Linked DNA regions of Homo sapiens: regions 1, 3 and 4 are each linked to region 2. Evidence: chromatin loops called from intact Hi-C (ENCODE). Cell type or tissue: MCF 10A. All regions are shown on one strand. Region 1 has its middle 450 kb from the start of KCNJ2. Region 2 overlaps LOC105371882 (a long non-coding RNA gene). Region 3 overlaps LINC01483 (long intergenic non-protein coding RNA 1483). Region 4 has its middle 380 kb from the start of KCNJ2.

The links. Hi-C counts contacts between places; a loop is a spot of excess contacts. Peaks named below come from ENCODE experiments on the same cell type or tissue, not always from the same donor. Only the 100,000 strongest peaks of a DNase experiment are listed, where the experiment ranks them.
Region 1: a loop joins it to region 2, with 12 times the contacts of the local background. A loop is called at or near these places in 10 of 110 quality-filtered maps.
Region 3: a loop joins it to region 2, with 11 times the contacts of the local background. A loop is called at or near these places in 12 of 110 quality-filtered maps.
Region 4: a loop joins it to region 2, with 4 times the contacts of the local background. A loop is called at or near these places in 6 of 110 quality-filtered maps.

The regions. Positions count from the first base shown.
Region 1 is chr17:70,620,330-70,625,329 of GRCh38, reverse strand. No RefSeq gene overlaps it. Among named protein-coding and RNA genes, the nearest start is that of KCNJ2, 450 kb to the right of the region's middle. In MCF 10A, a CTCF peak has its summit at 2,705 (motif pointing right); a DNase peak (open chromatin) is centred at 2,759.
Region 2 is chr17:70,141,807-70,146,806 of GRCh38, reverse strand. The region is part of intron 3 of LOC105371882 (a long non-coding RNA gene); the gene reads left to right. Among named protein-coding and RNA genes, the nearest start is that of KCNJ2-AS1, 25 kb to the left of the region's middle. In MCF 10A, a CTCF peak has its summit at 2,386 (motif pointing right); no DNase peak of the experiment used is centred here.
Region 3 is chr17:69,721,843-69,726,842 of GRCh38, reverse strand. All of the region lies in intron 3 of LINC01483 (long intergenic non-protein coding RNA 1483), which reads right to left. Among named protein-coding and RNA genes, the nearest start is that of LINC01483, 130 kb to the right of the region's middle. In MCF 10A, a CTCF peak has its summit at 2,906; no DNase peak of the experiment used is centred here.
Region 4 is chr17:70,550,564-70,555,563 of GRCh38, reverse strand. No RefSeq gene overlaps it. Among named protein-coding and RNA genes, the nearest start is that of KCNJ2, 380 kb to the right of the region's middle. In MCF 10A, a CTCF peak has its summit at 2,946 (motif pointing right); a DNase peak (open chromatin) is centred at 2,963.

The sequences.
Region 1 (5,000 bases), 480 kb before region 2:
CCCAATGCAGACTTTTGTTGCAGAGTGAACTGGACTGGAGCTATTGAAGTCCTGCTCAAAAGGACTATCAGGATGAGGAAAATGGGACTCCAATATATGAGAGGTGATATGTGCTATAAAGTGAGCCTCCCAAGGGCCAGGCTTTCAGAAGGCAAATGTCTGAAGAGGAGGCAGGGCACACACCTAGAATTTGAGTTGGAGGGCCCAAGTTGAATCTCCTCCAGTGAACCCAGGAAAGCACCCATGTTAGACATTGTTCATGCATCATATCAGATCCACTAAACCCCTTTGTTCTCTGATTTTGGCCACAGCTTCAGTGATGGGCCTGTGCATGGACCCCAAATGGCTTCCTGCAGGTGCATCTTGGCACCACCATACATCAAGCCCATCCAGCATTCCTGTGGCCCATCCCTGGGCTTTTCTGTGACATGGCAGAAAATTTTGTGATCACTCTTTTTCATCCTGGAACTCTAAGAGGGCTAATGTCTCATGGGATGAACTCTGGATAAATATGCATAGAAACCAGCAAGCAAAACTTCTCCTTCCTCTGCTGAAGGCCTGATCCTAAAGCTCATGCCACTCAGCTTTCCAGAAGATCCCATAGGAGTGAACATCCAGATATCCTGACATTGACCATCTTGAAACATCCTTATTTTGAACCTGCCTTGTTTCACTACCCCTGTCCCTCACTTTCAGGGTTACAGTTCCCAATAAATTATGCAGGTTCTGCATTGTGAGAACCCAGGTTAAAACAGAATCCTTGAGATTAAGAGAAGTCTGAGTTGGCACAAAACTCACCCCAATAAGAAATTTCTCATCCCCACTCCCATATTTCATGCTCCACACCCCACTTTCTAAGTACTAACCACTCCCATTCAAACTAATAACTGGAGGAAGACTCAAGCAGGAAAGAGGAAGTGCTGTGTCACTGTTGGCAATGGTGTGGCCAATTTCAACAGCCCAGCTAGGGAAGGGAAGAAAATTTAACATTAAGTCAATCCAGACATGTGAATGTTACAGATACCTGCACACTTCAGCTTCCAAGTTGAATCTGAGTTGTCATCTAAAGTAATGGGAGAAACTGTTCAATACCTCCAAGCAGGTAGAAACTCAAGGGCCCGCCCAACTCTCCATCTAGAGTCATGGGAAAGCGACGCCGCTGAATAGATTTTGAAAGGGAGGTTGGGAACGGAACTCAAGTTCCGTGTGTTTATAACTCATTGATCTTGCTTTCTCAACACATAAGTTACTTGACATTGGATGAGTTACTTGCTTTCTTAAGGTTTTAAGTATCCAGCTTTAAAAATGCATTAAACACACCTTGCCTCATTAGAATTGTAATGAATAAGATCATTTAGGTAAGCACGGCAAAGCACCATGAGCATTCGATCACTGTTAGCATCCTTCCCTCCCAAACATTTGCATTCCATTATTCATTGATCTAATAGTAACACTGAAGAATTGTTAGAAAGGTCAGTTTATTAGCTAAAAAAAAAAGTAAATAGAAGTTAATGCTTAGAAATGAGCTGAAGTTGAAAGGCATTTATCTCTGGTTATTAGGCAAATCACTTAATATTTCTCATGTCCAGTTTTGTGGGCTGGCAACCTGTGCTCAGTCCTCAGAAGGGCCCTGTGTCTAGTTTAATGCTCTCATGTTACTGTCTTGAAATTCTTGATAATTTAATCCTTCAACTTGTGTTCTGTAAGTAAAGTCTAATGGGACAATGGTGCCTATGTGTGAGCAGAGGAGATATGCACACTTTGAATGTTCCCTGTAGTTCCGTACTTCCCCATTGTCTTATAGCATTTGCAATGCTGCATGACACAAAATTCTAGTAGACTCACAATGCCTGAGGGTCTAGAAAGACTCAAGAGTACAGGTAAGCATGTACCATTCCCAAGGGAGTGAGCAGGGACTCTGACATCCCTAGAGTCCACATATTCCATTCAAACCTGAAGTTGCTTTCCGGTGGAGAAATAAGACAATGGCCTTCTGGGAAACATAGAGGAACAAGGAACCTATGATAGCCATTCTAACTCCTGTTACTTCCCTCCATGTGCCAGCCAGCCACTTAGGCTGGAAATGAAGACAACATTGGAATATAGGAGTAGCCATGGTCTCTTTACCTTTAAGTCCTTCTTTATTCACTAGTAAACTGAAGATAGAGAGGGTTGATGGGATGTATATGTTTCCGGAAGTAAAATACAAACAGAAGAGGTGGTTTTCTGCAGTGTTTTCACTCTTCTGATAAGAAGGAAATGGGTAGGCGTGTACGACCTACAAAATAGGAAGTGGATAGCATCAGTGACTCCGTGTAACCAACAAAATGCATTTACATTCATATTAAAAGCTGACATTTCACGACATAAAGATGAAAAGGGAAATTAATGCTAATAATTACATTTTAAAATTGTCTTTGCTTAGAATTACACTAAATCAATAACATGGAGCAAATAAAGACACCATGACTATTTCAGAGAATTCATGGAGAGAGAAAAAAGTTTCTGTTAGTACTTTTAATAACATCTTTTTCTGCTTTCTGAAACAGAGGTCCTTATTTTTGTTCTCTACTGGACCCCTGGTGTTTGTTCTCTTATGTATAAAATGAAGTATTTGTACAAGAATGCCTCTTAGGGTCCCCCATTCTATGCGGGGTTTCCACTAGAAAAATTGGCTTCCCCTCTGAATGACCACAACCCGCCGAAAGAAAGCAGCCCCTCTGTTGAGATGGCCAACAGATGGCGCCTTTGTGCTGAGAAAAAGGTACCCCTTCTTCGGGAAGTAGTAGCCTGACTCCTGGGTGCACAGTTTGGTTAGGGGAGCCCAAACTGCATTTTAAGCTTCCATTTGCTTCGTTGGCTGAGTGCCTTTATGCACAGCAAACTGCACAGCATTACATGGCAGTTTGGGTTCCATCCGTTCAAATATTTTCCTCTTACTATTGGCAACTTTGACTTTACCTCTTTAATTTCTACCCCTATTTTATGAATCACGGTTCAAAGAATGGCTGCTATAAACATGTGTTTTGTTTCCGTGCTAAAGAGAGAACAGAGCCAGGTTGAAACGATGCTTCTTGCATTGTCATCTGAGTTTTGGCAATTCTAGCTAGTCCTAGCTAGTCCAAGGGGTAGCTGGATGAAATGTTATTAACTTTTGGGGAAATAGTAGGAATTATATGAAAACATAACCCAGTTGACCTTTATTCTTTGCTGTGGGTGTTCTTTTTTGTTGTTTAGTTCAAAATAAAAATAAAAAAAATACTTCTTTGGAAGTATGTTTGAAACAGAAGGACTCTTTCGATGATAGCAGTTAAATATGTATCAGTGCCTTTCAAGTGGAAGATGAGAAAAAACACTGGGTCTCTTGATTTCATTAAAAATTCACTACGTTCGCTTTCAGGGCAGGTTTGTTGACTAATTAGATGCTCTCGACTCTAAACTATTACCTTCTGCCCTGGTATCTTGCTCTCCCCAGGGAAGTTTAATTTAAGTATATTGCTGGTCTTTGCTTTCCTCCCACACTGTTGTGAAGTGTTGCTATGAGGCAGCTGAACAGCTGCTGTGCCTTTCCCCAGAAGTGGCAGCATTCCAATAGTGGGCAAAGTGAGTTATGTAAAGACAGTTTTTCAGGGTTTCCTAGGAAACTAGTGATGGTGGTCCAGTTTGGATTTGACATGGAAACAAGAAGATTAAGTCTAACTTTGGAGGGGCCGGGGGTGGTGAGGGGCAGAACGCTCTGGAGGCTACTTCCACACTAGTTTGCTGCATTTTTATTTTGAAAGTATATAAGAAATTTGGCTTAGGAGGGCTGCGATAGTCTAAACAATAAAACAGCAGCCCTAGACTGAAGTTCATGACCTCACCCACGTCTTCACAGTGACCTAAACTGACTTAGTCCATTAGAAATGAGGGAGAAATTAAATCCGGCAGGTGTCCCCCACTGAATTAATAAAACCAAGCAAAATAGAGGTTCTAGCTACCATTTGATTATTCAAATATGTAAAATGCCAAACTGGGCTAATTCAGCCCTAATCTTCTTGTAATGAACTCATTCCATTTAACTACAATATAGAGAGAACTAACTTTGTACTTAGTACTGTGTTAGATTTTGAGAGAACAGAGAGATTATAATGAGAATATACCTTGTTAGAGCCCAAAGATTAGTGAAAGAAATAAGAGAAACTGAAACCATACTCTAATATAGTAAACAGCTCAGGAACATATGGGAACCAATCAGGAACTCTTTCTAATGAGGTTTCCCTGATTCTCACTGGATATTTCTGACACGTCGACTATAGCATGACACTTGTTGAATGCTGGAGAAGGCCAGCGCGGTGACTCATGCCTGTAATCCCAACACTTTGGGAGGCCAAGGGGGCAGATCACGAGGTCAGGAGATCGAGACCATCCTGGCTATCACGGTGAAACCCCATCTCTACTAAAAATACAAAATATTAGCTGGATGTGGTGGCGCATGCCTGTAGTCCCAGCTACTCGGGAGGCTGAGGCAGGAGAATCGCTTGAACCCTGGAGGTGGAGGTTGCAGTGAGCCGAGATTGTGCCACTGCACTCCAGCCTGGGCGACAGAGCGAGACTCCATCTCAAAAAAAAAGAAAAAGGCCGGAGAAAAGTCATTTAGAGTTGGTTCTAAAAATAACTATCTACATGATACCAAACAAAAAAAAAATGTCAAACAACCAGTTGCTTTGTTACATTATGCCCAATAATTCATGGTCCAAAATATATTTTGCTGAAGTGGCTCACCACAGATGGAATGGACTGTAAGTTTTGGAAGCACAAACATAACTAATAAGGCAGTCATGACTCTTTAAGAACCTTCTGTCTGAAGAAATGAACACTACCTAGAAACACTGCTGATAAAAAAGAAGGTTCAAAGAACTTCAGAAATGCACAAATATTAAATTTTTACAAAGTTATACGAATTTACAATTTATTGTCATTATCAATATTATATTCCAATTTGCTTCAGAGCACTTCTT
Region 2 (5,000 bases):
GCAGGAGGAAATATATTTGTTTCTTTAATTTCTGTCTCTCCCACTATGTATATATAAATATATATGTATATTTGTATTTTATATTATATATATTGTATATATATTATATATACAATATATATATATTTATATATATTCAAGACAGAGTCTCACTCTGTTGCCCTGGCTGGAGTGCAGTGGCGCTATCTCAGCTCATTGCAACCTCCGCCTCTCAGGTTCGAGCGATTCTCCTGCCTCAGCTTCCCGAGTAGCTGGGATTACAGGCGTGTACCACCAAGCCAAGCTAATTTTCTTTGTACTTTTTAGTAGAGATGGAGTTTCACCATGTTGGCCAGGCTGGTCTCAAACTCCTGCCTTCAGGTGATCTACCCACCTTGGCCTCCCAAAGTGCTGGGATTACAGGCGTGAGCCACCGCGCCTAGCCACTCTCTCACTGTATTTTAAGTTTCATGAGGGAAGTATCTTTTTTTCTATTTAGTTCATTATTACCTTCAAAATGTCTACACATGATCTGACACATGGTATATATGAATGCATGAATTAATGAATTTTATAAAAATCGAGTACTTGTTGAAAATTGTTATGTCACTGGCTGCATTAATTTAAGAGAGAAAGAAATATAAAAGGAAGGAAGACAAAGAAAGAAAAAAGGAAGAAAGGAATAAAGAAGGAAGGAAAGAAAGAAGAGAAAGAGAAAAGAAAAGACAGACTACTAAAAAAGGCATGATTTACATTGGGAATTATTATTCATTGCAATGAACTGTGTGTAAGGATAGAGAAGATATGAATTCCTGTATCAGATCTACTAAATAATTATATGATTATAAGAAAGACACCTTCTTCTTTTGAGCGATTCATTGATAAAGTGGTTAGAAGAGGTACATGGGAGATTCATTTTTAAAATTCTGTGAGCTACATCTGTCACTTATTATACGTATAAATAAGGCAGTATTAGAGCAACTTATGATGGTACAGATTGGAATACTAAAAATGTATATATTTCACAGACAACAAAAATAAAAATAAACACCATATATTGGCCATTTACTCTGTGCTAGATTTTGTCTTAAGGGCTTTTACAATATGTCATGTTTCATTTAATTGTGAGAACAATTTTACGAGGTAAGTACTTTAACCCCTATTTAACAAGCAACTGAGGCTTAGATGCCTGAGGAGTTTCTCTAAGGCCACACCATTAGTAATCCATGGGGCTAGGATTCAAATCTAGATTACCTGACCACCTAGATTTCAATCTAAATTAAATGAGAGAGTGAAACAGACACAGAAAGAGACAGAGAAAGAGAGACTAATATGTAGAGAGTAAGATAAGTAGAAAAAAATCAGAGAAAAGAGAGAAATAGATACATATAAGGTCAAGAAACAAAGAAAACGGAGACAAAGAGGCAGAGAGATGGATGGAGATACTTAAAACCAATACTAGTACGGCAGTATATCTGTGAGAATGCATTATCTTATATACTACTTCTTTCTCTCTCTCTCTCTCTCTCTCCCCCTCCTCCACCCCCATTCTACACACACACACCGCAACATACACCCACAGACACTACTTATAATGACAGAATTATTGAGACTTTCTTGTTTTTAATATTTTTATCTTTAATTAAAAAGAAAAACTACAGCCTTAATCAAATAAGCACTGATGGTATAAGATGGTGGCCATTAAATGTCTGAATTTGTTACAAAATATATTATTTAGTTTCTAGCAGACAGTACTTTATGGGAAGGTGGCTAATCCTACCTTTCTCAGTTCATCACATCTGGATACTGACATAAGCAGGATTTAGAAAACAGAAAAATCCTTTAAACAAATATCACGATTCTTTGAAATGCATATAAATTATGAGATTATAATATACATATTTATAAAGCAAATATTCACTCATGCCATTAAAATCATGTTTATTAAGCTATACCTATACATGCATTAGCGTGATTATTTTAACACAATATTGGTAATCGATACCTACATTTTGGCTGCCTTCCCTTGCAATAAATAGAGTGTTGAATTATTTATTAGATGCTCAACGGATGTCATCCAGAGTTTCATGTCTATATTTGTAGATTGAGAATGGCAGTCTAAAGAAACTACAATTTTATCTTCTAAATATGTAATCCATGTTGAGGTAGCTGGGGGAAATCTAGCACATGGAATCTATACTTAGAACAATGTTATTTGTTGCTTTTCAGTGCCTGCTATTTTCTGACTTGAATGGTGTCCATTATATTTTGTTTATCGGTATTATTGACACCGAGCATTCCAAGTTATTTTTCCAAATATCATTCCATAGCAGTCGGGGATAAATTAAAACTTAATGGATTTACTTCATGGAAAAAACATGTGTTCTCTTGTGACCACAAGGTGGCACAATAGTGACCAAAAATACTCAGCCTCCTAATAGAATTGCAATTACCAGAGGCATTTACATAATTGTTATTATTAATCTTGTTATCACTACAATTATGACATTTCATAATTAAATATCACCCCAACCTTTGGGGAAAAGGCGAAGTGCTTTTGTTTAGTTTTTGTCTTCTTTCTGCCTGCAACATCATTAATATTTTTTTTTCCTCCAATCTCCAGCCCCACCAGGACAAGCAGGTCCACAGAGCTATCATTTTATGTATTATTCAAAGGTTTAAAACAAACAGTAATAACTTAAATAATAAGTTACACTTTTGAAGAAGGATAAACACAAAGTTATATTGTTCAATGGATCTAATGTTGCTCTCCATTCAGTCTTAGTTATTTCATGACCATGCTAACATTTATTTATAATATAAGAATAAAAATACCATTCCAGAAACTTCGGCTTACACTACAGGTTCAAATTTGTCCATTGAAAGTTGCTGTTTTTCTGCATTTCATGCCAGGCACAATATTGGGAAAAGAACCCAGAATAGCCCAGTGTGCCCTGCATTTATTTCATGATGGCTTTGTATTGAGAACAGGCCATCTCTCATCATGTTCAGGAGACTGGGAGACCACTGATGCCTGGGAATCTAGGTGTTGCAATGATGGTGAGCTACACTCATTGGAAAGGTATACAAGAGAAACCACCTTTTCCCCAAGTTAAAATGAAATACAGGCTAGCCAGGTACAGTTTGCCATTCGTCAGACAAATCACCCACCTGAAGATGCACTTCTTTTTATTTTTTATTTATTTATTTATTTGAGACAGAGACTCTCACTGTCACCCAGGCTGGAGTGCTGTGGCGCCATCTCGGCTCACTGCAAGCTCTACCTCCCCGGTTCACCCCACTCTCCTGCCTCAGCCTCCCCAGTAGCTGGGACTACAGGCGCCCGCCACCATGCCTGGCTAATTTTTTGTATTTTTAGTAGAGACGGGGTTTCACCATGTTAGCCAGGATGGTCTCGATCTCCTGACCTCGTGATCTGCCCTCCTAGGCCTCCCAGAGTGCTGGGATTACAGGCGTGAGCCACTGCGCCCGGCCCTGATGCACTCCTTTATAATAACATGAAGGGTTAGTAGCATCCCATAAATGAGCATTTTCCCCCAACTTCCCTAGATTAAGAATTCTGGCATTTTACAAAATAACATGTATGATGATGCCTTTTATTAGTTTATGTCATGAGCGTAAGGTGTCCCCATTAGAATTTTAGTGTTCTACTATGGTTATTACATTTTTCATTATGCTACTTGCTTCCTGCCATTACAATTGTAAAAGCAATATTTTATCTTTTTTGAAATCAAATTTTGTGGTGTTTTTAAATGGCTTCAATTTTCCTGTTTAAAATAGACCCAATTTTAGAAAAGGGCAGTAATAGCAGAACTGAAAACTAAATTCAACAAATATAACTTTAACTGAATTGTCAAATTATTATCATGGGATGTATAAAATGTACATCACAGTGAGTTGTACATTAAAGAAAGATTTTTAAAATTGCACAAAGTATTGTAAAATTGGAACTTTCCAGCTGAATTCAGATGGTACAGTACTTATGAGAATAGAAAATACTGCACTAAAATACATATGTATCTAACCCTGTTCAGTCTGCTATAACAGAATGCCATAAACTGGATGGCTTATCAACAACAGAAATTTAATTCTTAGAGTTCTGGAGACTTGACAGTCCAAGATCAAGGCAGATTCATTGTCTGGTGAGAGTCTACTTTCTGGGTCAGAGGCAGCACCTTCTCACTGTGTTTCCACAGGGTAGAAGGGGTGAGCGGTCTCACACAGGCCTCTTCTAAAAGGGCACTAATTTTTCTTATGAGGCCTCCACCCCCATAAGCTAATCACCTTCCAAAGGCCACACCTCTGGATACCATGGCCTTGGGGGCTTAGGATTTCAACATGGGAATTTGGAGGGGACAGAAACATTTAGACCATAGCAATGTGGCAATGAAATAAAAGCATTGTAAGCCAACAACAAAAAAATCAGGGCTACAAGTAGAGCGAGGAAAAATCAGCACATTTTGTGGCTGTAAAGAACCGTAAAGTAATTTAAAGAACATCCATGTCATCAATGTTCAGAAATAGTGGACCAAGGAGGTTAACTCCCCCAAAACCCACAGCTCATTAATGGCAGCCCTGAGGTGGAAATCAATTTCCCTTGGGAGCAGGAGGAGACTATGATCTCATACATCAACCACATATCAAGATAAAAACATAAGACGTTTTTTAAAATTGTGATAATCAGTAGAGCATTACTATCCTACCGCTAATAATGCTTTTGCTTTCAAATTCCTCTGAAATACCTTGCTATTACTAATATATATGGAAGAAAACAGAGAATATTCATTTACTGAATAACTCCTATCTGCCAGATAGTTAGATGTGTGTCTGTCTATACATACATATATATACATGTATATAAGCATACATACACACATATATATATAGGTATGTTCATATATATGTGTTTGTGTGTAAAGGTATCCTAACATACTCTGCAATTAGCCCATACTATAGTTTGAATGTTTGTTCCTTGTAAAACTCATGTAGAAATTGAATTG
Region 3 (5,000 bases), 420 kb after region 2:
TGGACCTTTCTCAGAGGAATGTTTGGATGAGACTTCAGTGCCAAGCTGACATCTTGATTATAGCCTTGTATAATCAGAAAACTCTAAAACAAAGAACCTAATAATCCCTGCCCAGATTCCCAACTCATAGAAAAAAAATGAGATAATAAACTTATATTGTGTTAAGCTACTAAATGTATGATAATTTGTTACAAAGTCATATATAAAAAATACATGCTCTATTCCCCTCCACAGACTAGCTCCCTTGATAGGATTTTAGTTTTTATGAATATGCATAATGTGATTTGCCCCAGACCTTGTCAAGGATTGCCTCAGCTCCACTATTGCTTCTCGTAAGCAACCTAACTGATCTCTGGGTCTCAGGTCCTAGTACCTAGGAGCATCAGCTAGCCCAACTAGGATCACACCCATTCACCATGGCAGATGAGCACCTGCAGCTAACAGATCTGCCTTCCCATCAGTCATCAAGACTGTAATTGAAGGCAGATATTTTATAAAAGGGAGAGTGGCCTGAAGGCCCTGACCAGTGTCTTCAGCACGTTATACTGGCCCTCTCTCTGTTTTCTTTTGAAATGAAGTTGAGGGTCAGATTATTGTAAAAGTTGTCCTGAGACTTCAGAATTCTTCCATATAGATGGAAGAAATAGTATAAATAATAGTAATTATCTAAGCTTTGCAACTCAATAAATAAATTTTTAAAACTAAAACTATATAAACAATATATACAGTATTTAATCTAGCAACTAAAACCCAACATCTCTGACATTTGCAGATTATGGTGGCCTTCACAGGTGCCTGAAACTAAATTTGCATCCAAACTAAGTTTTCATATTGGAAAAACACTAAATAGTGAAATATTCCCAGTGCGAGCAGTTCAATTTCAGTTAGAATAATTATTTGTAACATTTATCAAAACCTTATTTTGCTAAACATAAATACTGAAAAACCATCCAATAAACCTCTGTATAATTATTTTTTCTTTGGTATGTATTTTCATTAGCTGCCTGAATTTTTTTGAAACAAGGTTATATTTATAAAATAAAGGGAGAAAAGTTATTCTCTTTCTCTAAAGTCTTGTTATTGGGCCATCAACAAAGGATCAAGAAGATATTTTGGAATTCTAGCCAGTGGAGCAGCAGAATTGAAATGCTTGGGACCTTTGGCTTGCCTAAATGTCTTCTAAGCTACTCGTGAGTAGAAATCAGCTGCATATATTAGCAAGTGAGATAAGTTTTTCTTAAATCAGGAGGTAAATTGTTAAATTCTTTGGTGTTTCCAAACATGGAGCAGACTTCTATCTCTTCTCCAAAAAAGTTGCATAATTAATAAAATTCATATCATTGAACCAATTCTTTGCTCTCTTTGCTTGCAAAAGTCAAAGTTTATTTTCCTACTCTCCCTTTGAAGAAAGACGCTTGTGATAGATGGTGGATGACAGTCCAGGAATCCGACCAAAATGACAGTACACGCCCTATAAGCAGCTGTGGGTTGGCTATGATTCTGTTTTTTGTGCACATGTAGTACAATGCAGCCAATGGAAAGAAATAGTCACATTTGATCATGCCACTAATCCAGAAGGCATTTGCTTTGGGTGTCAAAGACACACAAGATGCAGTCAGTAGAGGTCACTCCAGCTTACAGAAATGGGAAGACAGGTAGGACAACTTTGATAAACTAGTTTAAAACTTCTCTGCATATATGTCTAATTCAACTGTATCTAATTTTAACCATTTAAAAATTGTGGTACATAAAGGTGGGCCATGGAGAGAAGGCATGGGAGGGTGGCTTAGTTGATGTAGAGCATGTACGTGCAGATGGGGAAGAGAATCAGGTCGGACTCCATATAAGGAGGTATGCAAGAGTCACCACCGTGCCCACCTTCTGTGTTCCAGTGGCTTGGCTTGCCCGACTGCTCTGGGTACACCAGCATCCTCGCTTGGTCTGCACGAAGCCCCACAAGGGGTAGTCACTTACAAGTGGTGGCAGGGTTGGGATGGAAGACAGCTGTGTTTGCTTTTTCCTTCCCACAATGAGTAGTCTCTTACAGTCTGGAGAAGAGATGGAACCTCAAATCTGAAGGTCACCACCTATGATCTCATTATTGGTAATTTACCTAAAATCACATAATTCAGTGGTGTGATACACCCATACCCATGATCTTGAACCTTTTGTAGATTTATATCTACAATATTCAGCTGAATCCCAGGTTTTGTTGTTGGTTTTGTTTTTCCTTTTTTCTCCCCTAAAGAACTGATGTAACATAAAAAAGGTATTTTTTAGCCAGTGGCTCGAACTAGTTGAGAAAAGATGAAACAGTATCTTATTATATTTGTAAAATGGTGAATGTAGTGCAAGCTCAGCATATTTGGGGTCCTTTGTTGAAAAAGGCATGTGCCCTGGCCCCATATCAGAGGAGTCTGATTCAGTCCATCTGGGCCTGAAGCCCAGAAATCTGTATGTAATACAGTGCCCTCAGGTGATTCTGATGCAGCCAGTCCAGGGACCCATATTATAGAATTAGCATTTAGAGCCCTCCACCACTCCCACACCATTAGATTATTACAGAAATATAATATTCTGGGCTTTTGAAAGCCTGTTGTTTGGGAGAGTTCCCCTGTTCATTATTTCCTGATTCTACCAAGTCAGAGAAGGCAATCTATAGCCCCTGGCAACATTGTTGACATCTATCCTTCCTCCCTATTCCCTTCCCTCTTTTACTTTCCATTTCTTCTATTTTTGTTCCCTTCTCAAACTCTTTCTTGTTTTTTATTCTTTTATTTCTAATATATTTCCCATGCTTCAGCCATGGGACCATATGGGTTTTTCTGATATAGCTGCCTAGTCAAAGAGTGAGCTGGCCTAGAGTGTTGGTGCCCTAGAGTGTTGCTCTAGAGTGCTGCACTCTGCTGCCCTAGAGTGTTGGTGTAAGGAAATGCATTCTCAGGAGTAGAGGGATGTATGGTCCCAAAAAGCTATTGTGAGGATCTGGCATAAACTTCAGTGGCTGCCATTGCATTGTCCAGTGTGTCACTCTCTCACTGGGATTCAATGAGAAGTCAGGAAATTATTCAAACTGATGACCCACACAGTTATAGTGCCAGGAGTCTCATCAGAGTTTCTCCATAGCAAAGGTGTCCAGGACAAAAATTCAGCCTAAAATCGGTCCAGCTTTCATCAAAGGCAGAGTTCCAGAGCAGGTAATCACTGGGAGGCAGCCTAATATCTGTTGAAGGTTGTGGACAATTGGATTATAAGGGCCAAGTCCGGCTAAGATCACACTAGCAAACTGAGCCAGCCACATTCAAGGGGATGAGAGAAAAGGATGGAAGACTGCCAGTTGAACCCTGCTGTGTGTCAGGTGCCATAGGATACATTTGCATAGGTAACGCCCCATGTGATCCTCATGAGGGACCTGTGAGGGTGAGTGGTTTTGTCCTGTTTCCCAAATGAGGGACATGAGACTCAGAAAGTAAGTATAATTCACCCAGGGTGACACATTTACTAAGTGGAGTGGACTAGCTCCAAATTCAGAGCTCTTTTTATTCCATGACACTCTCCCTCCAATATCTCAAAGGTTCTGGGCTTCGGATTACCATCAAGTATTAAAAGAGAGATGGCGGGGGGATGGGGGGAGTTGCCTTGTTCAAATTCACTCCTCTGTGAGGATATTTTGGATTCTTCTCACATCACAAAATTATGGAGCTAGAAAGGATCCTAGTGGTAATTTAGCTATAATCCTCATATTTCAGATGAAGAAACAGAGACCCAAAAAAGACAAAGTGCTTTGCCCAAAGTCACATGGTTACTGATAGATCTGAATTAAACCCAACTCTTCTAATGTGCACTTCAGTATTTTTCTTCTTGTTGCAGCGTTTTCCAAAAGACTATCATACACATTTTGAAAATACATCAGAAATTAAAATGTGGCCATGTAAACTTTTCCCCAAGTTTCTATCCTAGTCCCAGCATGAAACTTGCTTAGCATCTTTTGAAATACATGCTCTTAAAATCCCATTATGTGAAGCTGTGTGACTCTGTCTCTAGGTCTCTGTTCCAGTTGGAACTATCTAGAATTGCTATAAATTCTATTACTCGTTTTAAGGATCTTGCCACATAGATGCTCCCTGCCAAAGCTTGACCTCCCAAATTAACAAGACATTAGTCATAGAGATCTCTAACTTTAGGGAAGTCCTATGCCCCTTTTATGTGAATGTCGCTGGCATCAATAAAATGGGAAGCTTACATAGTGGTACCTGCCCTCTCTAACTCTCAAATCCCAAGACAAAAGATGAGAGAGGGAGGACTTAATGATCTTCTGCCACTTACTCTTCCTCACTCAGTCCTTAATCCCTGCAGGGAGTCAGCCTTGAGATAGATAGATAGATAGATAGATAGATAGATAGATAGATAGATAGATAGATAGATAGATAGACAGACAGACAGACAGATAGATAGATAGATTTATATATGTTTGTGTGAAGTATATACCAGGCAACTCCTAAAGTTAATCTTCTCTTGCTCCTTTCCTATACCTTATTAGCAGAAGGGGTTGGGAGGCTGAGTATATTAGATGTTAAAATCCCTGCAGGGAGTCAGCCTTGAGATAGATAGACAGATAGATAGATAGATAGATAGATAGATAGATAGATAGATAGATAGATTTATATATGTTTGTGTGAAGTATATACCAGGCAACTCCTAAAGTTAATCTTCTCTTGCTCCTTTTCTATATCTTATTAGCAGAAGGGGTTGGGAGGCTGAGTATATTAGATGTTAAAATCCATGGGATTTAAGTATAACTCTTGCATGAAAATGATAGCTTTAGCATCTGTCTTTTAGCCCAGTATGTGCATTTCTCCTTCCCACTTGTTCTAACTTGTAATGACTAACTTGATGCATATATTTCTTAGTAGTTGATGGACTCCACCAATACAGAGACCAACCTGTCTGATGTTTTAAGAGACAGCGTTTTGCTCTGTCACCCAGGCTGGGGTGCAGGT
Region 4 (5,000 bases), 410 kb before region 2:
GCTTTCATATAGGAAAGCCAATTGTACACAGGAAAGTGAAGGGACTCCTAACAACACACAAAATCACATTCACTTAAATTTTTTTCTCTATTATAATTGGTTTTAGATTTCTACATTTTCAAACTGGAAAATGACAGGGTTTTCAGATCACATTTCAAAGTCATTTTAGGATATTAGGGTGTTTTTAACAAGGTTCCACTAACTGTATTTTACGGAACCATTCACCTCTATAGTGATAATTCAACTTAATACAGTTCCTGGGATTTGCATAATACAAACTTTCTTATTTAAATGTAGAAAAAAATGAAAATAGAAAATACAAACAAATTTAAAAAACAAAAAATGTTTTAAAGATACCTTTTATTTTGCTCTGAATCTAAATTTTCTCCAATTTAACAACATCCTCCAACCCACCCACCACTCTTCCCACCACCAAATCAAAATCACCGTATGATTTGTTAGAAAATGAATTTTCAGAAAAATCTAGGCACAAAATATAAGACCTTTTCAGATTTCTCCTCCTTTGATTTATTCGTAAATATTTGTTAAACATATATTATGCTGTTTGCATTGTATGAATGTATATTCTAGCTTTACATATCTAGCTAAATAAAGATCTTGCTATAAATAAGGGGTTGTCAGAAGCTTTATGGAAAATGTTTATTTTGCAAAATCTACGTATAGATTTCAAAAAAAATTTTGCACCAAATAAACTTGTACCAATTTGTTACAATATGACTGAACAGGATCTAATTAGAGGCACTAAGAATTACAAAACATGAGTTTGAAATGATTCCCTATCAAAGCAATATGAATTCTTCCAAAATTGAAGCAAGAACAAACATCAAATTTATGGTAAAGCTTGGGCGAAAGAATGGCAAAATCATTGTCACTTTATGAAAAGTTTATGGAAACAATGTCCCAAATAAATCAGTAATTTATAAATGAGTAACTCACTTTAAATTGTCAATGAGATGATGTTGAAATGAGCCCAAAGGAGCAGACCATCGACATCAGTTTGCAAGAAAAAAATTAATTTTGTTTATGCCTTAATTGAAGAGAACCACCAATTAATAGCAGAACCAACAGCCAACACAATAGATATTTCAATTCGTTTAGTTTACACGGCTTTTTTCTTGCTTTTCTTTTTTTTTCTTTGAGACGGAGTTTCGCTCTTGTCGCCCAGGCTGGAGTGCAACCTCAGCTCACTGCAACTTCTGCCTCCCCAGTTCAAGTGCTTCTCCTGCCTCAGACTCCCGAGTAGCTGGGATTACAGGCACCCACCACCACATCCACCCTGATAATTTTTTGTATTTTTAGTAGAGATGGGGTTTGGCCATGTTGGGCAGGCTGGTCTCGAACTCCTGACCTCAGGTAAGCCACCTGCCTAGGCCTCCCAAAGTGCTGGGATTACAGGCGTGAGCCACACAATTTTGACTGAAAAATTAAAGGTGAGTAAACTTTCCCCTTGATAGGTGCAAAAACTGTTGTGCACAAATCAGCTGCAGACAAGAACAGAGCTTTCAATGAAAATTTTAAACAAATAGAATCAAGATCCTGAAGTATTCTTCAAAGAATTGTAACAGGAGAGGAAACATGGCTTTATTAGTGTGTCCTGCTGTCAAAGCACAATCAAAATAATGGCTCCCAAGAAATAGAAGTGGTCCAGTCATAGCCAAAGTAGACCAGCCAAGAGCAAAGATCATGACAACAGTTTTTTGAGATGCTTGAGGCATTTTGTTTGTTGATTTGCTGGAGGGCCAAAGAATAATAACATCTGCTTATGATAAGAGTGTTATGAGAAAGCCAAAGCTTTAGCAGAAAAACACACAGGAAAGCTTCACCAAAGAGTGCTTCTCCACCAGGACAATGCTCCTGCTCATCCCTCTAATAAACAAAGACAATTTTATGAGAGTTTTAATGGGAAATCATTAAGTATCCATGTTACAGTCCTAATCTGGATCCTTCTGACTTCTTTTTGTTTTCTGATCCTAAAACAAAAAATTTTAAGGTACCTATTTTTCTTCAGCTAATATGGAAAAAACACTGCATTGACATGGTTAAATTCCAAGGACCATCGGTTTTTTATAGGTGGACTAAATGGCAGGTATCATCACTTACAAAAGTGTCCTGAACTTGAGGAAGCTTATGTTGACAAAGCTTGTATTTTTAATTTTTATCTTTAATTCAATTTTTCTCTGAAATTTTTATCTAAGTCCTCTTGCATATGTCATACACATATATCTATAAGACTTAATCAGAACTCTAATTTTATGGAATCTAGGTCCTTAAAATCTGTTGCTTAAGGAACATCTAATCTTCATTGAAGTGCCCTTTTGTTCCTGGATTCCTGTTCTTTGTTAACAGTGTCAGTCACAACTATTTACACTTGATATAATTTAATGACAGTTTGCCATGAGAATGGCCAGGCTGTCTTTCTGTCTCCCAGACACAACAAAGAGGGAAACAGACAAGTTTGTTAGATCCTGGCCAGGCATCATTCAATGTATTACTGTGTGATCACCCTTTTAAAGTAATTGTGTGGTTTGAAGTTTCTTTTAGAAATTCCCCTTTGAGTGGCAAAAGGCTTTTCTATCAAAATACCAAGAAGGAGCAGGACCTCAGAGCCATCCCAAGTGGAGTCACTATCTTCCAAATCTCGGAAGTATTCTGACGACAGAGGCATAATGGAAAAGTTCCTGAAAAGTGATGGAGAAAAACCGGGAGAAAGCTGACTTCTCAAGCATTTGCAAAACTGATTAAATAAGGCTTTTTTTTTCTTTCTGATTCAGGGGCTGACACCTTTAACTAACGATAAGGGCATCTTGAATACAGCTCTGACAAATGACACTTAAGATCCCTGTTATTCCTGTAATTGGCATTCTATGATTTCTTCAACCTGTTTTCTTTAGTACGATTTTTAAAAAATGTAACCACCAGAGGGCGTAGGATATTACATTTCAAAGGGCTTAAATTTGTGTTTCAGCCACTAACTCCATCTCCCTAAGCACGCTTGAAAGGGGGAACCCTCTGCTATGCAATGGAGAGGGTTCTTCTTGCCCAGCCCTTCCATGCCAAACACAAGTCCTTCACCAAATCCGCTACCTCTTTAAAGATTCCATCAGCAACATCATGTCTGCTGTTTGCCAAAGAGGTTTTCTTACCAAATAGACTGAACTTTTTTTTTTTTTTTTTTTTACCTTCTACTTTCATTAAATTAAGCTATCCCTTATTCCTTGATTTGGGTCACCTAAAGTTCAAGGCAATAGTGAATTACTTCAGAGCTCTTTGGTTTGTATGCTTACACCAACAAGACATTCCTCTACCTAAAACTCAGGGAAAGCATTTGTAAAGCCATTTTGCCAGGTGCTCACTAACCACATTTCCCTGTTGCTTTATGAACATTCTCACCCAGCTCCTGTGTGTGTGCACGTGTGTATACAGCTTTACATTGGCTCATCACTTCTCTGTTAACCCTTCAGACTTAGTGCCCCAGGTCAAACTTAACAGCCTACATTTTGACAGATTTGAAAATTCTTATTTGCGTCGCTACATCACTCAAAAGTGACTCTCAACTCTTAGTTTCATATAATCTCCTCCAGAGCGTTGAATGCCTGTGTCTAGCAGACCTATGCCTTACTGAATTCATGTACCCTTACTAGGCAATGGGCTCTTTAAAAAGCTCAAATATGGCATGCAAGGTGGTGCTGCTGGTCTATGTTACTTTAAAACCTTTAAGTAATAATGCTTTGGTAAAGTGTCATAGGCAACTGTTTTGGGGCAAAGAAGAGCTTGAGTGACTTGACAGGCTTCTTCCTGTCTTATTTTGAAGGTACTCCTCCTTTAAATCATATTTACTATGTTACATTATTATGACGTTATCCAGGTTACGGTGGACATCATCCCTGTGTCTGCTGTCGGCATCAAGACCCACTACTCCCATTCTCCCTTGTAAGGAATGATGGCTTCTGCCTCTAATACCTTCTACTTCTCAGCACATCAATGCTCTGGAGGAGGACGGTACATTGATGATCCATGGGTTGCTGCTCCATGACACCTTATGGAGCAGTTGTGTCCAAATTCAGGGTACATTAGAATCATTTAGAGTACTTTTAAATATGTAGACAGCTGAGCCTAATTCAGTAATCCTGGGGAAGAGTTAAGGGCTCTGTATTTTCAACAGGCATACAAAAATTGTTATGACGTACTGTGGGAGACACTTTCTACTATTGTTATAATATCTATACCTGGTAACAGAGGCTCAATTAATAGGTTAAGAGCAGGGAGACATCAAGAACTTAAGGAAAATAGGCCCTGTCACTCTACTTTCAGAGGATGAATCATGACTGGCCTAAACCAGGGTACCATTTAGGGTAAGGGTAGCTACTATAACAGATGGACCCCTAAAATCTCCTTGAATTAACAAAATAAAAATTTCACTTACTCTTCACACAGCAACAAAAGCGGGTACTTGTCAGGTAATGCTCATGAACATCTTATGGCTCTCCACCTTCTCCCCTGGCCTCAGCTTTCTTCCAGCTTCCATACACACACACACACACACACTCACACACAGTGAGATACAGAGAGAGAGGGAACAAGGAAAAAGGGGACACCCACTCATTCACTGCTTCAGCCTGGAGAACCCAATAACTACCATGCATATTCTATTGGCAGCACCTAGTCACATGGCTCTACCTAGATTCAAGAAAGGCTTGGAGAGGGAGGAGCCAAGATGGCCGAATAGGAACAGCTCTGGTCTACAGCTCCCAGCGTGAGCGACGCAGAAGACGGGTGATTTCTGCATTTCCATCTGAGGTACCGGGTTCATCTCACTAGGGAGTGCCAGACAGTGGGCGCAGGCCAGTGTGTGCGCGCACCGTGCGCGAGCCGAAGCAGGGCGAGGCATTGCCTCACTCGGGAAGCTCAAGGGGTCAGGGAGTTCCCTTTCCGAGTCAAAGAAAGGGGTGACGGACGCACCTGGAAAATCGGGTCACTCC